Regions from separate parts of the Homo sapiens genome. Here region 2 is linked to region 1. The links are chromatin contacts, found by Hi-C or POLR2A ChIA-PET in ENCODE. All regions are on one chromosome and are shown on one strand. Each heading gives the region's core, a stretch centred on a gene start or an enhancer-like site at or near the end of the contact. The rest is flanking DNA. Distances are from core to core; before and after follow the strand shown.

The links. A loop is a pair of places that touch in the nucleus more often than their neighbours do. ChIA-PET counts read pairs that join two places held with the same protein, here RNA polymerase II (POLR2A).
Region 2: a map with no recorded cell type shows a loop between it and region 1 (2.9-fold over the local background). The contact joins two enhancer-like sites. A Hi-C loop is called at or near these places in 3 of 168 maps with a recorded cell type or tissue (CD8-positive, alpha-beta T cell, Caco-2 and posterior vena cava) and 1 of 37 single-sample maps with no recorded cell type. POLR2A ChIA-PET finds 5 or more read pairs at or near these places in 9 of 52 experiments (BJ, H1, HEK293 and 6 more).

Annotation. Positions count from the first base shown.
Region 1 is chr2:63,818,790-63,822,321 of GRCh38, reverse strand. It overlaps a transcript of WDPCP not described here. Among named protein-coding and RNA genes, the nearest start is that of UGP2, 21 kb to the left of the region's middle. Within about 2 kb of position 1,846, at least 11 of the 41 ENCODE cell types and tissues checked have a DNase peak (open chromatin) inside an H3K27ac peak, as active enhancers do.
Region 2 is chr2:63,859,423-63,862,972 of GRCh38, reverse strand. The region is part of intron 3 of UGP2 (UDP-glucose pyrophosphorylase 2); the gene reads right to left. Among named protein-coding and RNA genes, the nearest start is that of UGP2, 19 kb to the right of the region's middle. Within about 2 kb of position 1,577, at least 8 of the 41 ENCODE cell types and tissues checked have a DNase peak (open chromatin) inside an H3K27ac peak, as active enhancers do.

The DNA.
Region 1 (3,532 bases), core at 597-3,096:
TGTCAACAGTACAGAGAGTGGACCATGGTGAACTACCTCAGACAAAAAGTCTAGTTAGGATGCGGTCACAACAGGCCGTCTATTGCTATTTCCAGTGTTTGACTCAATATTAGTCTCAAATTCTATTTTAAAATTGTTACATAAAACAAAACAGTCATTTTACATAATAATTTTAAAAACAGAGATAAAAAACAGGGAATAATTTTAAAAAACTGGGAGTAACTATTAATATTATTCCCCATATTTTCCCTTTGAAGTTCAGATTGATTGATTCACAAACCCCATCTCTTTTCTATTTTCTTTAATAAAACATTGAATTGTTTCACAGTATATCTCAACAATCGTAATCCCTCTTCCCTCACACAGAGGTGGTTCATATTTTAGTCTTATGTTAATTAGCTGAGTGACTGAAAAGGTGCTGAAAACCTATCCTTACTACTTAACTTCATACCTTAAGTGTGCGTTTGTGTGTGTATTTTTTTCTGAAATCCTTTGATATCCTCAATTTTGAGCTTTAAGCCTTTGAGTAGGGCCTATAGTTTTAGCTCATTTTCACTGACTGTTATCATTTTATGTAACAATTTTAAAATAGAATTTGAGACTAATATTGAGTCAAACATTGGAAACAGCAATAGACGGCCTGTTGTGACCACATCCTAACTAGATTTTTGTCTGAGGTAGTTCACCATGGTCCACTCTCTGTACTGTTGACACTGAAGTTGTTGTCAAAACACAAATCTGATCTTGTCACTCTGCTGCTTACAAAGCTTCCACGTCTCCCAGCCACCTACAGGTAAAATCAAAACTCCTTAGATGAGAAAAAGAACCTTTCACTATCTGGTCTCACCTAACTCTACCCTCCTCATTTGTACTACACTCAAAGGAACACAGGAGCTGTAGCCACGCAGTGATACTTGTAAATCTTAACAATTATTTTCCATGTCAGTGCTTTTGCACTTATTCTGTTATTTCCATTTAGATTGTCCTGCCCTTCTCTCCCTACTTCCTCACCCCAAATCTTAGTATCCTTCAAGAGCCAACCCAGAGTTCACCTTCTTAATGACACCTCCAAGTTCAGACTCCCTGGCAGAGTCAGTCACCTCCTCCTCTAGGGACTAGACAAATCATAGTCTAGTGGGTGAGAGAGACATGGAAACAAATAGTCAAACACATGGTCAGAAGAACTGTGAACTCCTCAAGGACAAGGACATCATCATTTATTCATGTCTGTGTCTCCAGTACCTACTAGTCACATGTCGAATTAAATGTAACTGAATCATGTGGAATGAATTTATAATTGCATTTTCACTTCTAAGAATATTGACTATGTAGATTTTCAAAAGCTATAGTCTCATAATTTGGCTTTAAAAAACAAACCACAAAATGGTTGCTAAAGTTTTAGAAATAAGTATATATACTATAGTTTTTAATAAATTTAAGTTAAATTTATATGGGATTTTTGTTTGTTGTTTTTTTTACTTTAAGGTTTGTGTAATTCCTAGAACCTAGGTAAATGCCTCAGAGTAATTTGAAAGCGTATAAAGCATAGAAATAATATTGGTATGGATAACTAAGATACAAATATTAAGTTTGTCCCCAAAAAACCACCGTTTCCTAAAAAGAACACACGTTTTTTTGCAGAGACCAAAATGCGGAAATATTTAATGAGGCATTGCAAAATATACAAGCCCCCGCTTCTAAGGGAGGCAAAGTCAAGGTTCAGACTGAACTTTGCTTAGCAACTTTGGAACCATGTGTTTAAAGAATGAGATAGGTTTGTCAAGACTGTCTGCCAAAGTACATCACAAGCTTAACATGTGCTTACTGCCTGCTCTCAAAAACGAGTCTCTGTGAGCCAGCCAGCTGCTAGCATTTGTGTTATCCTCTAGCTAGTTAGGTCTCAAACTGGGTTGCATCACTATTTCCCAAAAGAAGCTCCACAAGCTTTCTGTTGTCTCCTCTGTCTCTCAGATTACTAATCTGGTCTGTTTTATAAAATTCCTCAACTTTAACCTTAGAGCCATGATACAAAAATTTATCAATATGAAAATAAATATAAAATTTATAAACATTAAAATGTTCCTAACTAAACTATTCATTTTCCTGACAAACCTGTTCATCTCATGTACTGTTTCTGTTATGATGCAACCATCTTTGCAAACATCCACTTCAAAAAAGTTGAAGTCATAACAATGACAGTAACATTTATTAAGTACTCTTAATGTCCCAGACATCATGCTTTTATCTCCCTTAATTCTCACAGAAGAAGTTTTTGGGAAGAAAATGAACACATGTTCCTGATCTCTCTCTTCCCACAGTTCCTTACTGGAGCAACTCAGGGACTAAAAGCAACTGCCAGAGTCCCTTGGAAGTAATCCATGCTTCTGAGAAAATCTGTGAGCTCTCATAGGAGAGGGTAAATGAGCGACATATGAAGTCTGTAGCTCAGGAAGGCTGACCCCTGTCTAAGAGGAAAAGGGGGCCTGCATAGGTAGATAGAGTCACTCTCTTGCCAAGTGTCTGTGAAAACTGTCTCCTTTGTACTTGGAGAGCCTGAGAGCAAAGAAGCTCCTTCCTCTCTCTTTTAAGTGAAGGGGACCCAGTTTACCAACTTTTCTGACATTGGGCTAGAATAGAGGTTCTAGAAATACTGTGCCTGGACCAGAAGCAACAGTATCACCCGGGAACTTACTAGAACTTGTTAAATAAATGCAAATTCTCATGTCTTACTGCATGTCTATGAATTAAAACTCCGAAAGTGGAGCCCAGCAAGCTGTATTTTAATACAAGTCCTCCAGGAGATTGTGATAAACACTCATGTTTGAGAACCACTGGGCTTGCAGAGCAGAAAGCTTAATATCCTCCACCTGCTGGTTTATGACTATTAGGGAAACCCAAGCCACCTGACCTGTAAACGTGCTGAGGAACTCACAGCCATTAGTAAAGCACAGGAAATAACAATGCAGGTAATAACTTTAGTAAATTGAGGGAGATCCCTCAGCTGATCAATCAGAAAAGGTCACAGAAAAATAATCAGACAGATCAAAATTTTAATCCTAATAACAGCCCTGTTAGTTCCCCTGATAAAAATTGAGGCTTAGACAGGTTAAATAACTTGTTCAAGGTCACACTACTAATAAATAACCAAGATTTGAACCCAGAGCTGCTTTGCCCTCCATATCCTAATTAAGTCATAATTAAGTGTACCTCAGCTGTTTCTGTACAATCTTTTTTAAAACCTTGATTTAAACTGTGATATATGGAGAAAACATATATAAGAGTGCATATATCTATGTGTGTATATTATATATATGTGTGTATACATCTATTTATAGTAAATATATATCAAGAGACGTTTGTATTTATGTATATTTATATGTGTTATTGTTACACAGCCAGCACCCATATAATCGCCACCACTTAGGGCAAAATAGAACATTGCAGCCCCAGAAGCTCATATATGCCTTTCTCTTCCTCCTGGAAGTAACCATTAATTTGACCCTTGTGATAATTGTTTAATCACTTTTTCTTA
Region 2 (3,550 bases), core at 328-2,827, 41 kb before region 1:
AGCTGGAAAGGTATGCTAACAGAAATGGAGTTCCAAATACCAACCTGCTTACGTCACAATCTGTTCCAGTAAAGTCCTTAGTAAAGGACTCTTTACTAAAATCATCTTGTATCTCCCTTCTTGTTAGCCTGCCTGTGGGCAAAAGAAGTTTCAGAAACTTTAACACCATTTCTTTAACACCATACTTTCTCTGTGGGGTGGAAATTGGAATTGGAGGGACTGGCAATGTTCAAATAGTAGTATTACCACCTAAACCCACACTCTGATTTTCCTAATGAATTCAATTCTGTGGGACTGGACTGTCCTCTACTTTGGACACAAAGGCAGTAGTTAGAGACCCTGGTCCAACAATAAAACCGGGAGTCTATCAAATCAAATATGTAACTGCCATTAAAGTTCCATGTATTTGCTATTGCTATTTCTAAAGTGAAATTATAGACATGTAACCAGTATGGAATTAATAATCATGGGCTTGTTGTCAGTTCCTTTATCAGGTCCCCATTTCTGAAAGTCCTGTACACGAAGGAATGTGAAGGAAGGTAATCCCGAGGGAAATTCAAAAACTGTTCAATTCATCATGAAATCAAAAGTTGAAGCTTTGGCAATATTTGCTAAATTAGTATGTCTGCTTAGTGTCAGTATTTCTATATATTACTGTTTTAAAACTTTATGTCAAAGAAATGATGAGACTCTTTGGTATTCAGCCATGTCCTCAGAGCCATTTCTTTAAATGCCACTAATTCCTTTTTGTGGAATACTTTTTAGAATCTCATTTGTGTGTGTATCTCCACATACACACAAAACAAGTCTCTAATGGCTTTATCATTGGCTAGTTGCAGCTGGGAAATCTTCACATGCTCAAAGCAAATCATCCTATATGGCATACTATATCAGATGCTTGGCCAGATTGCCTCAAGATTTTTTTCTTTTAATGTGCAAACTTTAAATGCACAGTGTACTACGGTTCACCTTCAGAAAAAAAAATGCTATGTATCTGTACTCTGCACACATAAACTGTAACTTCCTCAGACTTCCTTATAAATAAACAATAGCTTTTAATGTTTTTTGTATTGATAGACTAAGAAAAAGTCTCAGCAATTTTATGGAACAAAACAAAAAATCCATTGGAGCTAAATACCACATTGATGCATGCTATTCTCTTCATGCCAATTCTCTACCCTATGACCCTACATAACTCCTCCCTGTTCACAAATATACCTTCACTCTTTTGATCCTATTAAATATTGAAATGAAAAAGTCGTTTTTTTGTTTTTTTTTTTTTTTTGAGACAGGATCTCACTCTGTTGCCCAGGCTGGAGTGCAGTGGTGATATCATAGCTTACTGTAGCCTCAAACTCCTGGGCTCAAGTGATCTTCCTACCTCAGCCTTCCAAGTAGCTGGGACTACAGGTAGATGCCACCATGCACAGCTAACTAAAAAAAAAAAATTTGTAGAGGTGAGGTCTATGTTGCCTGTGCTGGTAAAAAAGCCTTCTTTAGAGAATATTTTGTATAGAAATGAAAATACATCACCACCAGGGGTCAGTGCCAGCCATGTGACTTCAACAGGTTTTAAATTAGCGCTCAAGAGAACTCGTCAGCTCCAATACCTTCTTGAACAGGCCCCGTACTTCCTCGTAACTCTGATCTATTTCCCATCCCTGTCCATGCCCAACGTGTAAGCTTGGCCAAGACCAAGACACTCTCATAACCTCTCTGGAAAACAATGAAATGGTCAAATAAGCTACATATGCTGGCTTGTCCTTTCTTGCTCTAATTTAAAACATTAACCTTTATATATATATAAAAATTTTTTTACTTATGTAGTTAAATATCAAGATAATCTTATTATTACATTTAGTTAACATTTACAAAGAAGGAGCAGAGCATTATCCATAACGCTATAAACTGGGTTCTTATTAGCCATAATTCATAAAACATGAACTCAAAAGACTTCTCACAAAACATCTATGTACTCACTGAGAGCTAAAACAAAGCATTCAACACAAAAGGTAAGAACGAGTAAAACCTCACAATATAAAATTTCAATGCCTATCTATAAAATATGTCCTTCAATCTAGTATTTATGAAAAACTATTTTTATCTAAAAAGTGGTTAAGGCAGGAGGATCACTTGAGGCCAGGACTTTAAGACCAGCCTAGACAACATAGGGAGACCCTGTCTCTACAAAAAAAAAAAAAAAAAAAAAATTAGCTGGGCCTGGTGGCACAATGCCTGTAGTCCTGCCTACTCAGGAGGCTGAGGCAGGAGGATCCCTTGAGCCCAGGAGTTCGAGGCTGTAGTGAGCTATGACTGTGCCACTACCCTCCAGCCTGAGTGACAGAACAAGACCTCATCTCTAAAAGAAAATAAAAAATAAAGATAAAAATTAAAAGTGATCATCTGAAATGACAAAGGCATATGAGGTCAGTTTTCTGAGGGCCAAAGAAATAAAGAAAGCTACCAAAGATGTTCTGAAAATACATACACTAAAATGGGGTCAGTAAATAGGCTAGATAATAAGTATTTCAGGTTTTGTTACAAGCCATACTGTCTCCACTCCAACTATTCAACTCTGCCATTGTTGCAAAAAAGCAGTTATAGACAATACATAAATGAATGTGTGGGTGTGTTCCAATAAAACTTTACTTACAAACCAGGTGGCTGACTCTGCTAATTGTCAACTCATACACAAAAATATAGATCCACTGGTATGACAATGTTTATGTCACACCTTTGATATAAGGCTGACATGAGAAATGTTACTCTAAATGGCTGTTCTTCCACAGTAATTTCTTTTTACTTAGGAATATAAAATATTATTTGCATTTTTTTTAAAAAAAGACCTATGTTCACTTTTAAAAATTACATTTTGAAAGGAAAATTGATCTCTATAATAATCTCTAAGACCTGAGAAAGGAAACCTATGGGAAAGAGAAGAGTAGGACGAGGAGGCTAGAAGGAGGAATCCAAAAGAACCAAGGTGAACAAACATTAGCTCAAGATTTGTATTCTCAGAACTATCTGCAAAAGCTGGTAACATGCATATCGTATATAAAACACATTTGTGCCCTCAAGAAACTCATGACGTAGTTGAAGAGCAAACTTATTTTTTGCCTCTGCATTCCAAAATTTTCAAGATTAAGGGCATATGGGATTGCAAATACATTTTCTGAAGAAGCTTAAAACTTATGCTTCAAAATAAAGACACTTTTAATGAAGACTTACACTTTTATAAACAGAAAAAGACGGCATAAAATCATGTTACATCTAGAATTTATTTTATATTTCTATTCTTTTGTCCTATATCAATTCTGTATTACTATCAGTAACTATGGCTCACTACATGGGCATAGCCTCCTGAAAGAATTTATCAGAACTTTCCTGGGAATGGGGTAGGGTAGTACTGAACCGAAAAAATCCCATGATTCCTCTTCTCCTTCCTTCTCCACCCTCTGACCCCCACTTCAAGAATCCCTACTATATATCATGATCTCTCAAAGTACAAAAGATAGATTTCTCCACTGAAAAAAACTAATTCTTGAACCCT